2 separate regions of the Homo sapiens genome follow, and region 1 is linked to region 2. A link is a loop called in an ENCODE intact Hi-C map of the cell type or tissue named here. Cell type or tissue: GM12878. All regions are shown on one strand. Links, peaks and the distances in the headings refer to the core of each region. The heading gives the core; the rest is flanking DNA. Region 1 has its middle 240 kb from the start of LINC00158. Region 2 overlaps LINC00158 (long intergenic non-protein coding RNA 158).

Region 1 (8,755 bases), core at 2,532-7,531, 210 kb before region 2:
GTGTTGCAATAAGAGCATAGCAATCAATATTTCTTGAATATATAACTAAGTGCAATCTGAAAAGTAAATGAATGAGCACATAAGCAGCTAAGAACCACAGAGAGGGCCTGGTGTAGTGGCTCACGCCTGTAATCCCAGCACTTTGGGAGACCAAGTTGGACAGATCACTTGAGGTCAGGAGTTTGAGACCAGCCTAGCCAACATGGTAAAACCTCGTCTGTACTAAAATACAAAAATTAGCCAGGCATGGTGCTGGCAGCCTGTACTCCCAGCTACTCAGGAGGCTGAGGGAGGAGAATAGCTTGACCCCAGGAGGTGGAGGTTGCAGTGAGCCGAGAGCGTGCCACTTCACTCCAGCCTAGGTGACAGAGTGAGATTCCGTCTCAAAAAAAAAAATAGAACCACAGAGAGGGATGCAGCAGTAAGCCCCCTGCCCCTGACCCCCCGTAGTAGACAGCCATCAAGGTTTAGGCCGTCACCTCTTTCTCATTTCATTTCCGATGTTATAATAACCATTAAGGGATTTGTGATTATTTCCAAGTTTGGAATCTATTCTTTTCTCCTCAACTTAGTTTTTGAAGTTAATGTCTTTTTTGACTCAATCAACTCCTGAACACTTGGGAAGGACACCATCAGACAGTTTGGTTATCTTGAGATACACATTTCAGAAATGATCCTCTTAGACTACCCAGCTGAAACAGGCAAGACTGTGGGTAAGTCTTGAATCAATTCTTTTGCCATCTATTCGATGGTCTTTGTTTCTAAGTGCCAAAGAAACCTTCAAGCTCATTCTAATCTTCATTTTGTCAGTCTAGTCCATATGACTTAAATTCTACTTTCCTTCTGCTTTGAATTTCAGTGTTTTCTTATATGGTTCTCAAATTGGCTGGGCCAAGATGCCCTGCCTACCTTTCAATCATTTCCCTTGGAAAGACCAAACGTAATCTTTTCAATGTTTAATTACCAGCTCTGCTCTCACATCGAATGCATTAATTACATGGGATTACAGCAATGAAGTCCATAGCTCTTTCCTAGAACTTTTCAGTGCTATGTCCCACCCCTACAATTGTAAAAGTGTCTTTAAGAATCAAGTTCAAGTTCACTATTGTCTCTTTGGTTCTAGTCATTAGACAGTGGCCACCTTTGTTAAAAACTTATTCCAGAGTTAGTTTCACAGACCCAGCAACTGTCTCCAGCAGGCTTGACAATCAAGGTTACAGCCTTTATTATGGCCAGATCCGCCTTGTCGCTGACAATTTGAAAGCTGATTTTTGCATCGCTGCTATTTAAAGTTCAATGAAAAACCTTGGAGGGAGGAAAATAGAATTTTGACTTCACTGACATTAACTGTCCTCAGACCCTCACCCTACCCTGCTATTTGGGCGTTCAGTTTTTCTGTTCTGTTTCTCTTTGTACTTATAACTAAAATGGTGAATTCAAAGGTTCAGAAAAATAAAGGAAAATTCTATACGTAATATTCGAAGATTTAGTATTTCTTTTTCTTCCAACTGACTTTTTAAAATCTTTTGTTCCCAAAAGCAGATATCACCAGGTTCTTTTGTGCCATGTTTAGATGAATAAAAGCTTTACTTTATAAAGACTGTTCAAACATTTTAATAAAACAAATAACAGCCAAGCAAAATACCATGGCAATGTTAGCAAAGCATTTCCTGCCAAATCCAAAAGGAGATACATTGTTCTAAGCATTGCATTTGTACATACTAAGAAGCACTGTACTAAGTTGATATCCTTTGCAGGTATCTGCTCACTTAAAGTTCAGAGATTTACAGTGTTCTTCAACCAACCCACGGCTGTAGGTAGAAATCAGCTCTGGGCCCAGTTATATGAGTTCAATGTCCCATGCGCTGATGTCTTTTCTAGAAAACTATATTTCCTAGACAGGATCAGAGAAGGAAGGCAAGAGCAGGAAGACTACAGTTTTGACTTAGGTAACATAAAGGCAAATTTTGTCTCAACCTCCACTCCACCTAAATTTCACCTAAATAAGTTGGTGCAAATTTTTTATTAATGAGAGTCTCGGCCTTTTGTCATGGCAGAGAGGAGCATGTGCTTCTCTTCATGACAATTACATGACTGCTGTCTGAAAGAGGGATGGTCTCATAAAGAAACTTCCTTCATTTTCTTGGCCGGGTGCAGTGGCTCACACCTGTAATCCTAGCACTTTGGGAGGCCGAGGCGGGTGGATTACCTGAGATCAGGAGTTCAAGACCAGCCTGGCCAACATGGTGAAACTCTGTCTCTACTAAAATACAAAAATTAGCCGGGCATGATGGCAGATGCCTGTAATCCCAGCTACTCGGAGGCTGAGATGAAATTGCTTGAACACAGGAGACAGTGGTTGCAGTGAGTGGAGATCGTACCACTGCCCTCCAGCCTGGGCAACAAGCAAGACTCTATCTCAAAAAAAAGAAAAAAAAAGAAACAAAGAAAAGAAACTTCATTCATTTTCTATTGTGTCTATCTGAATACGACATCAGTGTTTCCACTTGAGTAAGGCATTGTTAGTTTTGGTAAAATTGGACTTTTCTTGGTGGGTTGTTTTTCAAATTTGAAGAATTAATACCAAATAATCCTACACCACTTAAAGAACCAACTTATGTGTAAAACTTGCAGCAAACTGATTTTGGCAAGCCCACTGCATGCACCATTGATCATGTTCAATGTGTTACACAAGCCAAACCTTGTGCCTGCCAAGATCATAGCTGCTGGTCCTTGACCAGAATTTTTTTTTTTTTTTTTTTTTGTGCAACATGGTTAGCAGTGTATTTGAGATAATGAGAACATTCAAATCTGCTTCCTGAAGAAATACACATTATTAGTATAGACTATACAATAAAACTAGAAAGCTACCAAGTGAATCTCCTCAGGGGTTAGATTACCTATCTAATAATAGGTTCAATGTGGAGCCTTACTCTTCATTTGCATGATTTTTCTGCTACTTACATGTCTTTTTATAGTACACAAACTTCACATCAAGTTTGAGAACCTAATATAATTAAGCAAAGAGAACATTAAATTTTTGTATTAACCTAAATTTGCAAATGTAAAAACATTGACATCCTGAGCAGGAAGTATGTCAATTAAGTGATAATGATTCTAGGATTAACTGTGACATCAATATTTAAAACTAGTAAACTATTCTTTTCATAAAATCAAGATTTTATGTTCATCTACATTTGTCCTGTGAACCTTGTTAAAAGCCATTTATAATTCCACAAACAATGTATTTATCATTTTATTTTGGGTGGACCTCATGAGAGCTACCTATATCTGTATAACAATTAAAAACATTTACTTAAAATTCTAGTTTATATTACAGGTTATAGTATTATCTCTGTCTTTTTTTGTGAGTATCAAAAGAACATGCTCATACAATATACTTTATGTAGAATAATTTTCTGTATCCCTACAAGTATTTGCCTATTTTAAATATTTTTGATGTCTTGGTACAGTGGCTCACACATGTAATCTCAGCATTTCGGGAGGCTGAGGCCAGAGGATTGCTTGAGGCCTGGAATTCTAGCTAGCTTGTGCAATATAGTGAGACCCAAATTTTTGTCTCTACAAAAAATTTTTAAAAATTAACTGGGTATGGTGGTGCACACCTGTAGTCCCAGCTACTGGGGAGGCTGAGGCGGGGGTTTGGCAGGGATCACTTGAGCCCAGGGGTTTGAGGCCACAGTGAGCTATGGTTGTCCCACTGCACTCCAACCTGGGTGACAGAGTGAGACCCTGCCTCAAAAAATAGGTATTTGTGGCTTTCCTTAGCATCAATGTCTCAAAGAAAATGTTAGGTGTTTTTTTTTTTGTTTGTTTAACGTTTTATACCTTGTTTTAAAAGTGAGAGATTAAGTCAAGAATAATAGGACTCCATCCTTGTATTTCCCCCCACCTCTCTCAGAGATTGATTGAAGGGAGTTGAAAAAGGAAAAAGGGAACTTCAGAGATGAGGAAATAATAGTGGGTATAGTCATTATGGTAATAGCAAGTGAGATACCCCTCCACCCAATTCCAGTAATTCAATAGGATATTTTTTTACTTTTGCAAATAAGTCCTTAGTCACCTGTCCTAAAAGATGGTTGACCACAATTTCTGCATAAGAGGAACAGTACTTGGCTTTTCCCTTGGCAGCTCAGGCCATGGGTTACACCTGTCCTACCCACCCAGTGAGGGGGCCATTGGAGAGCACCCAGCCCAAGGACATACAAGGTTGCAATGGGATGAACGGTGGCCCTTGCAAAAAAAATATGTCCACATCCTAACCCCTGGAACCTGTGAATGTAATCTTATTTAGGAAAAGAAAAATGTATCTTTACAGATATAACTCAGTTTGGGATCTTGAGATGAGATCATCTGAGATGATCTAGGTAAGTGTTAAGTATTATAATGAATCCCTAGAAGAGACAAAAGAGAGGAAGACACAGACACAGAGAAGGTCATGTAAAGACAGAGGCAAAGACTAGAGTTATAAGGCAAGAAACATCCGGAGTCACCAGAAGCTGAAAGAAGCAAAGAAACATTCTTCACTAGAATCTTCCAAGGGATATAACTCCACCAACCACCTTGATTTTGCATTTCTGGCCTCCAGAACTGTAAAAGAATAAATTTCTGTTGTCTTAAGCCAGAAACAATTTAATTTTGTGGTAATTCTGTTACAGCAGGCCTAGGACACTAATACAAATAAGCAATCAAAACTGCCTTAAAAAAAGAGCCTTCAATAAACACTCAGCTTGTCAGGGAAGTTGGTGACTAAATTATCCCAATAAGTATGTCTCTGAGAGTTTGAAAATAAAATACAGAAAATAATGAAGATGTTCATAACTGGAAGAATACTAAGAATAAATATAAAGAGAACAATCAGAGAGAGGAGCTGAGTCAGGTTCCTGAAGAAACATAAATGGATGGGTAGGCTGAAGACAAATCAGCCAGCCAGAGCTCGACACCCCTCCCCAGCTACTGTGATGAAAATCTTTAGTTGGCATAATTCTCATTTCTAAATGCAACCTCTGATGAGTACAGTAACCTCTGGCCTTTGTAACCAAAGTCTTCTTATTAACACAATCATTCTAAAATAGCAGTATGGGGTTTTGCTGTGGTCAAAGTTTATCCATGGAGCTAAGTGCACTTCTACATATCCAGTCATAATCAGCCCTGCTCATCTCCCTAGATCACAGCTCTGATGCTTCAAACAAGCATTTTCTAGACTCAAAAGCATATGCAAAGCGGCTATTTGGAAAACCCCTCAGAATTTCCTACACATTCATTTGTGCCAAGGTGGCTGGTCCGCTCTCCTAGTGAGAACACCAGTGTGTTATCTCAGCTTCCATGAGAGCTCATTAACAGTAGCTCCTACAGGTTATAGAATTCAAAGAGTATCGACTAGTCTAAAGTCATGTCGCCTCAAAAAATGAAAATTTCATCAGCTTTGCCAATGAAATGATATTTTAGAAGATGATCAAGTACTATTTATTCAACCCTTTAGATTTTTCAAGATCATTTTTATTTCAAATTGATTGATTAGTAGACTATACTCATAACTACTTTACTAAATTATATTTTATATTTTATTGTATATTGTTTATATTATACATATATTATAAATTCTTATGTCTTTATGCAGTTTTCCAAAAAGAAAGTTAGTGAAGAAGAAAAAGTTATATAAAGAATGCCTCAAGATATATTAAAATTATTGAATATTATTTTCCCCATAAAGTCTTACATAATTAGTATCTAATAGAATTTAGTAGCAAAATAACTTGTTCGTTTCTTAAAGAAATGTCATGATTACTTTTAATAAATAAGAGAAATTTTTGTCATGTTTTCTCATCTTATCTTGATTTTAAGAAGCCTAGAGTTCAACCTAATGCTTAATTACATGTATTATTTTAGTGTGTTTCAAGAGGCCTATCTGTCATAGTGGTTAAGCTCAATTTTGGACTCTGACATAGCTATACTTAAATCCTGACTCTGCCAACAGACAGTTACATGACATTGGGCAAAACATTTAATCTCTCTGGACTCCAGTTTTCCTATCTATGAAGTGGAGATAAAAATAGCACTTACTTCTGCGCGTTCTTGTAAAGAACAAATTAGATAATGCATATAAAACACTTAGAAACTGGCTTGACTCTAGTATCAACATAATACAGTTATATCTGTATTTCTGCTTTGATACCTTTATTCTAAACAACTTTTTTTATAAACAGGTAAAATACGAATATAAACACAAGACATAGGAAAGGAATACTAAATTTAAAAAGAACCCGAACGGCTTAGAGAAACAGATTAATAAATGCAACTGCTGACTTTAAAAGTCTGCACTGAATTTCTGAGCTTTCTTTTTATTCCTCCTTTAAGATATATTTATTAGTGGTTAGATAAGTTAGAACAAAGGCAGAAAAAAATGTGGCATTTGGGACATCATAAAGTGATGCTTGGTCACAAAGGTGAAAACTGGCAATTTCCCCTTATTGGTAGAGATGGAAATTAATCTTATTAGTCTGTCACAGGAGTGTTATTTTCAATGTGCCCCAAAGTACTGGTCCAATTCTTTTTGCTCCAACATAAATCCCATTTTTAGAATGATAGGATAGCTACTCAAAATGAGGGAAGCACTCATTCAAAAGATAAAGCAAAATTAGAGAGATGTGGAGAAGAATATCTAAAGAAGATTCAGTCAGGCATCAAGCCTGAGTAAATCTAAATGATATGTTTTGAATCAAGGATTAGCCAATATACAGTTGTGCCTGAATACTTGTGGACTAGAAAAAGAAAGACTTTGCAAAATGAAATTAGGAGGCGATCAATAAAAATATTTGTGGCATGAGAACTGTCTTCTATTCTAAAATGCAAACCTAAATAAAATCATATTACAACTGGAAAAAGGTTTGGGAAACTTCTAAAGCTTCATTTAGAGCTCTGTCATTAATTTATTTAATTCACCATAGTGTCAAGAGCTACAAATCCCAACACTATTTCTTTTTTTTTTTTTTTTTTTTTTGAGACAGAATCTTGCTCTTTCACCCAGGCTAGAGTGCAGTGGTATGATCTCAGCTCACTGCAACGATCACCTCCCAGGTTCAAGCGATTCTCCTGCCTCAGCCTCCTGAGTATCTGGGATTACAGGTGCCCACCACCACACCTGTCTAATTTTTGTATTTTTAGTAGAGACGGGGTTTCACCAACCTGGCCAGGCTGGTCTCGAACTCCTGACCTCGTGGTCCACCTGCCTCGGCCTGACTTCTAGCTCAATAAAAAATAAATCCAGAAGCCACAGGCATATGCAGATCTTTTAATTGCTAGGTAATTATTCGAGTATGAGATGTACTTTCAATCAGCTCTATCTGTCAAGAACTCTCTTCTGTTGTCCTATCAAAATCTTTACTCAGGACTCATTGCATTGATTGATGCAAAGAGATTATTAACATTACTTTTAAGTTTACAAATATGAAGAGTAATTATTTTTTAGCCTACAAAGTTAAGCTTATATTTCAAAATCTCCTTAACAAAGGGCCACAGATTCTGAGTTCTGTCTTCATCTAATCCAGTCAGCAGTGATTTTCAGAATGTCTGAGATCCCACAGATGAAAATAAAATGACTCATGTTCTACCTGGCTGCATTGGTCATTGCCTTTTTCCATATATCAGTCATCATAACTGAGATCAGAGCAGTAAGAAATCTTGCCTTAATGTTCCCCCATTTGAGTCAGAGTAAAAAATCAGGGCTTCCACTGAAAATATCAATTATTCAGGTGATGTGTTTTATTGTCTATTATATATTAAGTTACTGTTTTTTTTTTAGAGATAAGATTTTTCCCTGATGTCACGGCATGCCATAGGTATGTCTCTGAGAGTTTGAAAATAGAATATAGAAAATAATCAAGATGTTCATAACTGGAGGAATCCTGAGAATAAATATGAAGAGAAGAGTCATAGAGAGAAGAAACAGAAACCTGGAGTGTAGTGGCAAGATCATAACTTGCATAGCTTCGAACTGTTAGTCTCAAATGATCCTCTCATCTTCGCTTCCAAGTAGCTGGGAGTACAGGTCCATGCCGCCATCCTGGCTAAGTTTTGTTTGTTTGTTCGTTTGTTTCTAGAGAGATGGAGTCTTGCTATGTTGCCCAGGCTTGTCTCAAACCCCTGTCCTTGAGCAATCCTTCTACCTCAGCCTCCCAAAGTGTTTGGATTACACAGGCTTGAGCCGCCATACCTGGCCTAAATTTTATGCTATGAAGAGTGACTCCCCCATCGCCACTCACATGGTTGAGAATAAATTGGTATGACAGGAATTTCACAGATATTTGTAATAAGCAGGAGTTTCTCTAATCATAGAAAAATTCCCTAAGTCTGGTAGACTGCAAAATGTCTCCACAAAGATGTTCATATCATAATACCCAGAATCTGTGAATGTTACATTGCATGGCAAAAAGGATTTTACGAATATGACTAAATTAAGGATCTGGACATGAGAAGTTTATCTTGTATTAAATGGATGTGCCCAATATAATCGCAAGGGTCCATTTAAAAGGGAGGCAGTAGAGTTAGATTCAAAAAAGGCTAAGTGATAACAGCAGAGAGAGAAATTAGAAGATGCTAAACCACTGGCTTTGAAGACCAAAAGTGGGACCACAAGCCACGGAATGCAGGTGGCCTCTAAGCTACCAAGGGCAAGGAAACTAATTTTCCGCTAGAACTTCCAGAAGGAATGCGCTCTGCCAAAAATGGGGTGTTT
Region 2 (8,755 bases), core at 1,851-6,850:
CTAATGCAAACCTACTTCTCCCTTCCCACTGCCACTGACTTAGAATTATGTGCATATTTCTTGGAGTGCTTTAGCTACGAGAGCAAGAGACTCTGCCAGGGATCAACAGGGCCAGTCTGCTATTAGCAAAAGAGCAGCTATAGCATAATCACACATGAATACCCATAATAGATTCAGCTAGGCCGAAAAGATTAGAAAACAGAATCAAAACCAGGGCAGCAGGAAGATGAACTCTGACTAGTGCTGCAAGCCAGACTGTACCAAGGGATGTCTCAGCCATTGAAGAGGTCATGTCTGACACACCACTGGGGTCCTTGGTTTGTAGATCTCAGTGCTCTGAGGAGAGGATGGCTGAGTTGTTTTGTTTTGTTGTTTTCAGGAACCCTCAGTATTTCCCTGTTCAGGTACCTGGGGCAAACTTGGCCTTCCTCTCCTGTGCTTGCACCCATGCCAAACAGATTGGTTCTCATTTGCACAAGATATTTTCTGGTATCCTCAGGTTACCAGAATTGGGGAGGCATTTTAGGGGAACATTCTCTGTGTCTGAGTAGAGATTGCTTCCCTCCAGAGTCTGGTGATTCCTCCAAGTCTCTACCTTTTCCAGATTTGATAACAGATTTCTGGAAGTTGGACTTTGGACTACAGCCTCAACAAATGATATTATCTCATTTATTTATTTATTTATTTATTTATTTATTTTTTGAGACGGAGTTTTGGTCTGTCACCCAGGCTGGAGTGCAACGGCGTGATCTCGGCTCACTGCAGCCTCCACCTTCCAAGTTCAAGCTATTCTGCTTCAGCCTCCCAAGTAGCTGGGACTACAGGTGCATGCCACCACTCCCGGCTAGTTTTTGTATTTTTAGTAGAGACGGGGTTTCACCATGTTGGCCAGGCTAGTCTAGAACTCCTGACCTCAAATGATCCACCCACCTTGGCCTCCCAAAGGGCTGGGATTACAGGTGTGAGCCACTGTGCACAGCCTGGAATGCACTTATTTTAAAACAAATTTATTCAAAAGAAATACACTTATTTGAATCTGGGCTAAATATGATAGATGAAATGGTAATTTAGAATGTCCAAGCTCTTCTCAATAATGTAAGAAATCTCTCTTATAGCACACATTAATATTATGACTTAAAGGTCCTTTTCAAAAAACTAAACAACAAAATAAAAAAGGAAGAAATTGAGGGGAAAAGGAAGGGAAGGAGAGGAAAAAGGCAGAAGAGAAGATGGGAGGGAGAGAAGGTAGGAGGACAGAAGGGAAATAAGAAGCAAGAAGAGAAAGGAAGGAGAGAGGGATAAAATGAGGTTAAAAAAAGGAGAGAAGAAAAGTAAGAAAGAAGAAAGGGAGGAAGGAGAGAAGGAAGGAAAGAAAGAGGTAGAGAGAAAAAGGAGGGAAAAACACATCTCAAATCACGTTAATATAGTAGATGCAATGCTTTATTAATCGTGTAGAAAATTAGATCAATTAATCATTACTTTTCCAAGTGTAATTAAAATATTAAATTATTTTGCTTGCATTAATCATGGTTAGTGAAAAGCTACTAACACCACTTTTTCTGTAAATTTTTGTTAATAAATCTAGGGAAAATGCAGTTATTTGGAAAAATTAAACAAAAGCTTTTAAGCTGAAGGATTATAATTTGAAATTCTTTGCACCTGTGATTCTTCCAAAACAGCTGGAAGATGGGATCTTTGTTGCCCTCATCTTATTCTGTGTGTGCTGTATGATGCAATGATGAGGTTCTCTAGATTCTGAAGTCAAATCTGGACTCCAGAGGGGAATCTGGAATTTTCAACGTTTGCTAATAGATAACATAAATACAACTCACTCATTCAGTCTTATTGCTTAGCAACAGCAGAAAATGCATCTGGTATGTGCCTTGCCCTTAGTAGTTCAATACTCATATGTGAAAAATTATTATTTTTTGTGTTTTGGAATATTGCTAATGAACTACAGATAAGGCAGAGAGTGTAATGAAAACAAAAATAAAATGGAAATATATAAATAAAAAAACACAAATTACCATTTCTTTCTGTAAATCTTTGTACATTTGGGGGAAATCTATATTTGCAGGAATTTGGAGGAAAAATCAACATGAAACAAAGGTTTTTCAGGTGTTCATTAGAGTGTGACAGGTAGGGCTCTCTGGAAGAAACAGGGAGGTGGGGTTTGAGGTCACAGCCTATGAAGGGAAGGGAGGGGAAGCAGGATTATGCAGAAGCCACTCTGGGATGCAGGTTCCTCCAAGATGATCCATGTGCTTTGTTTCCTCAGAAAATAATACACTGGAAACACTTTGGGGCCTTTTGTTTTTTTTTTTGAGACCGAGTCTTGCTCTGTTACCCAGGCTAGAGTGCAATGGCGCAATCTTGGCTCACTGCAACCTCCACCTCCTGGGTTCAAGCAGTTCTCCTGCCTCAGCCTCCCAAGTAGCAGTGATTACAGCTCACGCCACCATGCCTGGCTAATTTTTTTTTTATTATTATTTGTTGGCTAGGCTGGTCTCGAACTCCTGATCTCAGGTGATCCACCTGCCTCGGCCTCCCAAAGTAGGGGACATTGTTTTTAAAAAGTTAAAGGATACAAAATTAAAAAGCTAGATAGGAGGAATAGGTTCTAGTGCTCTACACTACTGTAGGATGATTATATTGAATAATAATTAACAGTAGAGTTTCAAATAACTAAAAGAAGGATATTGAATGTTCCCAATATGAAGCAATGATAAATGCTTGATGACAGATATGCTAATTACCCTGATCTAAGCACCATATATTATATGTATCAAAATATCAATATGTACCCCACAAACATGTACAGTTATTGTGTGTCGATGTTAAAAAGAAAAAAGAAAAATAGTTTGGATGGATCCTCAAAATGTTCTATCTCATTCAGCTTCCATAAGTGACATTTATTAAAAGTTTTTGATTAAAAAGGAAACTTTTTATGAATTATGATTGTGACAAAGATTCTGTGCTTGACCAAACTTTGGTCCAGCTTGTGAATGTTCTCCGAGGCCTATCTGTGCACTTTCTTATAAAACACGGTTTTAGAAGAACCCTGCTAACTTTAGCAAGAACCCTCCATCCTTGATATCTGATCAGGTTCCTAACCCTCCACCATCCCCCAGATGATATCTGATCATCCTGGTCTATCCTCAGCAAGAATCTAATTAGTTCAGTTTGGCCAGAATCCTGCTTACTCCTGGTGTTATTTCTTAGCAATTTTTCATGCATGACTCCCGCCTTGCACCTTGGCTATAAATTCCCTCTTGCCAATACTGTATTTGGAATTAAGCCCAATCTTTCTCCCCACGGAAAAATCCCGCTGCAATGGTCCCCATATTATAATGGTCCTGGATAAACTGCCTGTTTATTTGAAGTATGGTAGTACTTTAAAGTGTCATTGAGTTTTTTTTCTTTAACCATTATTAGGGAAATACACCAAAATGTTAACATTGGTTGTATTTTTTCTGCTTCTATGTACTTGTCTTCATTTACCTGTTATCAAGAGTAAGCATGTATAACTCTTAAGGAAGTTATAATTATACAATAAAAACCCAACACCAAAAGGGGTGAGACAAGTGTTTATGGGGCAAAGAGTGTGAAATGAGAAAGTTTGGATCTAAAAAATTAAAAATTAACAATGGTTTATTTTGATTGACTGGAATTATAAATAATTTTATTTCCAAATTTCTTTCTTTCTTTTTTTTTTAATGGAGTCTTACTCTGTCTCCCAGGCTGGAGTGCAGTGGTGCAATTTTGGCTCACTGCAGCCTCCACCTCCCGGATTCAAGCGATTCTCCTGCCTCAGTCTCCAGAGTAGCTGGGATTACAGGCAACTGCCACCACGCCCAGCTAATTTTTGTATTTTTAGTAGAGACAGAGTTTCACCATGTTGGCCAGGCTGGTCTCAAACTCCTCACCTCAAGTGAACCGCCCTCCTCAGCCTCCCAAAGTGCTGGGGTTACAGGCATAAGCCACCGCGCCCAGCCTACTTTTCCAAATTTCTTATAGAGAGGAGTTATTACCTTTATCATGGGGAAAAAAGCAAGTCCTTCAAACACTTTTGATCTTAAAATATATTTAAAATATAAAATAATGAACCTGGTGGAGACGTTAACCTTGGGTAGCTGACACAGGTACTTCTCCAAGGAGAGAAATAAACAGTTGACATAGCTTTAAGTCTTCCTAAACTCAGGTTGCAATAGGAGCAGTACAGTTTGCTGAGAGGGACAGTGAACAGCAGTATTCGGAATAGAGGAGCGGCCTCCAGTACAATGACTAGTTAGAGGTTCTTTCGGGGATTCTCAGGGTTTCTGAAAGTGGAAATGCCTCTTCATCTGGAGCACTTTTGAAAGGGACCTCGATCTATCTTTCCTCCATGCAGGGGGCTTTCCAAACACATCATATGAAAATTACAGCAAGTGGCATCTGTCCTGTTAACATCCCTCTCCCCATGAGTCATTCAGGTGTTCATCACACCCACAGACCCTCCACTCACACCACCATCTCCCACCATCAAAATTATTCGTACCAGTGTGACTAGAGGCCTGCTGGATTCTCCCCTCATCCACTCAGAGGATGTCTCTTAGAAACCATGCCAAGCAGGGTGCGAACCATCCAACTCCAAGCAAAGCCTGTGCTGCCGCAACTCTGCCTCACGGACTCAAAGACTGTCACTGGTGGTCACAGAATTAGTCAACAGGAACTTGACTGTACTGGGGGAAGTTTTCCAGGCCTCATCTCATCTCTCAGTTCCAAAGAGCTAATCTGAGAAATAAATTAAACCTTTTACAGTATTGCTGCTGTAAAATCAAAAGGAAAATCATAAATGTTGTAGAAATTGCAATCTTGATGCCATTTAAAATGCCATATCTTTTCAGTCAACGCAATGCCTAGGTTATATTTTTCTCCTTTAAATCAAGTAGGCCACTTAAAGAGATAATCTGAATATGAATACATTCTACATTATAACACAGAAGAGATAGAGATTAAATGGATTTTTAAAATTTTAGAAACTTGGAATGAATTGATTCCATAATATATATATATCTCCTTCAGAGAATTATTTTACTTTAAAATCTCCAGTGAAAGATATTTGAAAGCCATCTTTGTTTTTATGTATATTTGAAATTTCTGATTGATTTTGCAATGTAATCTTTTAATAGTCTTAGAATATATTCCATTTTTTAAAAATCATTTCTTTTGTTTCTGAATTTAAGATGTATAATCATCTTATAATTGTATAAAATATTCTAAAAAGCATTGCAATCTAATATCTGATTTTACGGAATTAATTTTTTATTCTATACAAACAGAGTCTTAACTAATTTCAGGGAGAATGATCTGTTTGTAATTTAACCTTCAAATTAAAATCCAACTAGCTATAAGCTTTTAGATGCCTGCCTCATAGGGAATGAGATATTTATGAGGGAAGTCTAATGGTTAAGTCCTAAAGTCTTCCCTTGGAAGAAGGATAAAAGGTTTCTAATCATTGAATTTTTAAAAAATCATTAATGAAGGTATTAACTGGACTAAGGCATAAGGGGTAAAGAGTGGCCTTTAATGAGATTTGAAGACTTGTTCTAGAATATATGTTTTGCCAGAATAAAACATGTATCTTCTGATGGGATTTGGAAAGGTAGCTACCAAACCAGGGAAAAGAGTCCATTGGAGAGGGGAGAATGGAAACACTTCTACCTGGCGCATGTAGGGTACAGGTGGGTATGGAAGGCGCGATATGCGAATATAGGGTTTATCCCCAGGCGTCAAGGTACATGAGAGGTGGGAAACAGTGCTCAGCACAAGTGAGTGCCATATACTGTTTATTCTTAACAGGTCAAAAGACAACAAGAATGTATTAGGCAGCAAAGGGGTATTACATCACTCTGAGTAACACCATGTGTGTTAGAGCTGACTATTCTAGGTATATTTGTAGCCACCCTTGGTGTAAAAGATTTTTTTTAATTTATTTATTTAGGTATGGTTCATTGCCCATTTAAACTTAAAGCAAATGTAATTTTTGGCAATCTATTTCCCTAGTTTAAATTTGTCGCTGTTGATTTGGTGAGAGCCACTCACAACATAGATGAAAAGGCATATGGCCAGGCACAGAAAGACAGACACTGCATGATCTCACTGAAATGTAGAACTAAAAAAGTCGAACTTATGGAAGCAGAGATTAGAATGATGGTTACCCAGGGTTGAGGGCAGAGGGGAGAATCGGGCAAAGGATACAATATTTCAGTTACATAGAGGGAATACGTTCAAGAGATCTACTGTACAGCATGATGACTAGTTAAAAACAATGTACTGAATACTTGAAAATAGCAAAGAGAGTGGATTTTAAATTTTCTTACCACAAAAAAAGTTTACTATCAGTATGCTAATTAGCTTGATTTAGCCATTCTACAATGCATACATATTTCAAAACATCATATTTTATACCATAAATACATACAAATTTATTTTCAACTAAAAAAACTAAAATAGCATATGGGTTAACACAAATTATCATTTAAGGCGCTATTTAATTGAAGCAGTTATTTCATCTAGGCTTGAGGCATCACTGTATTCTAAAAATGAATGGTTTCAAGTTCTAGATCCACACACTGCTGGCTTAAATAAAAGTCTACATGGGGACCTTGAGTGTAACAGAAGAGCAGCAGACACAGAGGGCCTGAGGGTAAGATACAGATAGTGGGAGAGAATAAGCAGGCTGGGCCAAGGATTAGCTTTTATCCGTGACCTCCAATTACAACTGATTATCTGCGTTGTGACCACAGAAGAATGAAAATTATTTGCAGTTAGAATCAGGATCCATGAAGTTACACTTTATGTTCATATTTCTGAGTATAACATTAAATATATTTATTGCTCTTTTCTCCTACAAAAGGGGAAGTGACCCCCTTTTTAAGGACCTGCTTAAAAACATACAAAAATCCTGGGCAACTTTCTTGGTGTAGGAATTGCTTTATAGTAGTCGAACAGAAGTGATTATTCCATTGGTAATTCTGCACCCAGACAAGCTTGATATATCTATTGAGGACATATGTAAAGTAAAAAAAAAAAAAAAGTTCTCATATAGTCCTCAAAAATGCTAATTGAAATAAATTTGTACTTTCCTTGGGCTGGATTTATATTAGAACATTTAATTTCAATTAAACAGACAACCTTTAAGTCATGAGATAGCTGAATAGAACCCTCCAGCAATTATTCCCAAACAGGAGCACCAAATTGAAAAACTACTCAAGCAAAAAAGCACCTTCATAAAAGCCAAAATCAGGTGAACGATCACAGTACCTGATTCTGACATCATATCAAGGAAAGAGGCACCGATGGGGTTAGGAAAGGCAGGCCTGCCCTGTATACAGCACTTCTCCCTTACCCTCCAGCAGCAGCAAGTGGAGGGAGAATCTGTGTGCCTGGGGGAGGGAGAACAGAGTGACTGTGGAACTTTGCATTGGAACTCAGGGCTGCCTTGTCACAACGGAACACAACACAAGCCAGTGCTCACTTAGCTGAATTCTGAAGGAAACACCAACCCCAGCCAGAGAGGAACGCTGTGTCCCAGTGGTAGGAGTTTGAGACCCAGCTAGCTCTGCTACCAGCTGACTACAGGGGCCTGGGGCCCAGGATAAATTTAAAAGGCAATCAGGGCCGGGCGCAGCGGCTCACGCCTGTAATCCCAGCACTTTGGGAGGCCGAGGCGGGCGGATCACGAGGTCAGGAGATCAAGACCATCCTGGCTAACACGGTGAAACCCCGTCTCTACTAAAAATACAAAAAATTAGCCGGGCTTGGTGGCGGGCGCCTGTAGTCCCAGCTACTCAGGAGGCTGAGGCAGGAGAATGGTGTGAACCCGGGAGGCGGAGCTGGCAGTGAGCTGAGATCGCGCCCCTGCACTCAGGCCTGGGCAACAGAGAGAGGCTCCATCTCAAAAAAAAAAAAAAAAAAAAGGCAATCAGGCCACAAGGGTTTCACAAGGACATTCCTGGTGCTGTGCTGAGCTTGAAGCCACTAGGCTTGATTTACCTACAACCCAGTGAAACACCAGCTGTGGTGGCTAAGGGATTGTTTGTGTCAACCTCTCCCCCAACTCCAGGCAGCGCAGCTTTCAGCTCCAGGAAAAACTTTTTCCACTTGCAGAAAGGAGAGGGAGGAATACAGAGGACTTTGTCTTGCAACTTGGGTGCCAGCTCAGTCACAGTAAAATAAACCACAAAGCAGATTCTTAAAGCCTCTGATTCTAGGGCCCGGCTCCTGGACAGCATTTCTAAACCTGCTTGGGCCAGAAGGGAACCTGCTACTCTCAAGGTAAGGACCCGGTACTGGCAGCATTCCCCACTTGCTGATCAATCGTCCCTTAAGCCTTAAATCAGCATCCGCTGTAGCTCGGCAGTAGTTGCCACAAGCTTTGGGTGAGACCCAGTGCTGTGCTGGCCTCAGGTGTGACCCAGCATAGTCCCCGCTATGATGTCCAAGGGACTGCTCACATCACCTCTCCCCCAGCTCCAGTCAGCCCAGCACAGAGGGAGAGACTCTTTCTGTTTGGGGAAAGTGAGGAAAGATAATGACAGACTTTGCCTGGTAATCCAGATAATTTTTCTAGATCTTATTCAAGCCCACCAAGGCAGCACCTCTAGGAGTCTGTAAGAATTACTAAGGTACTGGGCTTGGAGCAACCCCTAGTGTGGATACGGATGTAGTGACCAAAGACTTAGATCACAACACTCAATTCTCTTTGAATACA

What was found. Peaks named below come from ENCODE experiments on the same cell type or tissue, not always from the same donor. Only the 100,000 strongest peaks of a DNase experiment are listed, where the experiment ranks them.
Region 1: it touches region 2 in a loop (2.9-fold over the local background); 1 of 110 quality-filtered maps calls a loop at or near these places.

The regions. Positions count from the first base shown.
Region 1 is chr21:25,183,703-25,192,457 of GRCh38, forward strand. No RefSeq gene overlaps it. Among named protein-coding and RNA genes, the nearest start is that of LINC00158, 240 kb to the right of the region's middle. In GM12878, for the core only: no CTCF peak of the experiment used is centred there; DNase peaks (open chromatin) are centred at 2,719 and 5,179; H3K27ac peaks cover 621 bases.
Region 2 is chr21:25,391,912-25,400,666 of GRCh38, forward strand. All of the region lies in intron 4 of LINC00158 (long intergenic non-protein coding RNA 158), which reads right to left. Among named protein-coding and RNA genes, the nearest start is that of LINC00158, 35 kb to the right of the region's middle. In GM12878, for the core only: no CTCF peak of the experiment used is centred there; a DNase peak (open chromatin) is centred at 4,510; H3K4me3 peaks cover 611 bases; H3K27ac peaks cover 2,745 bases.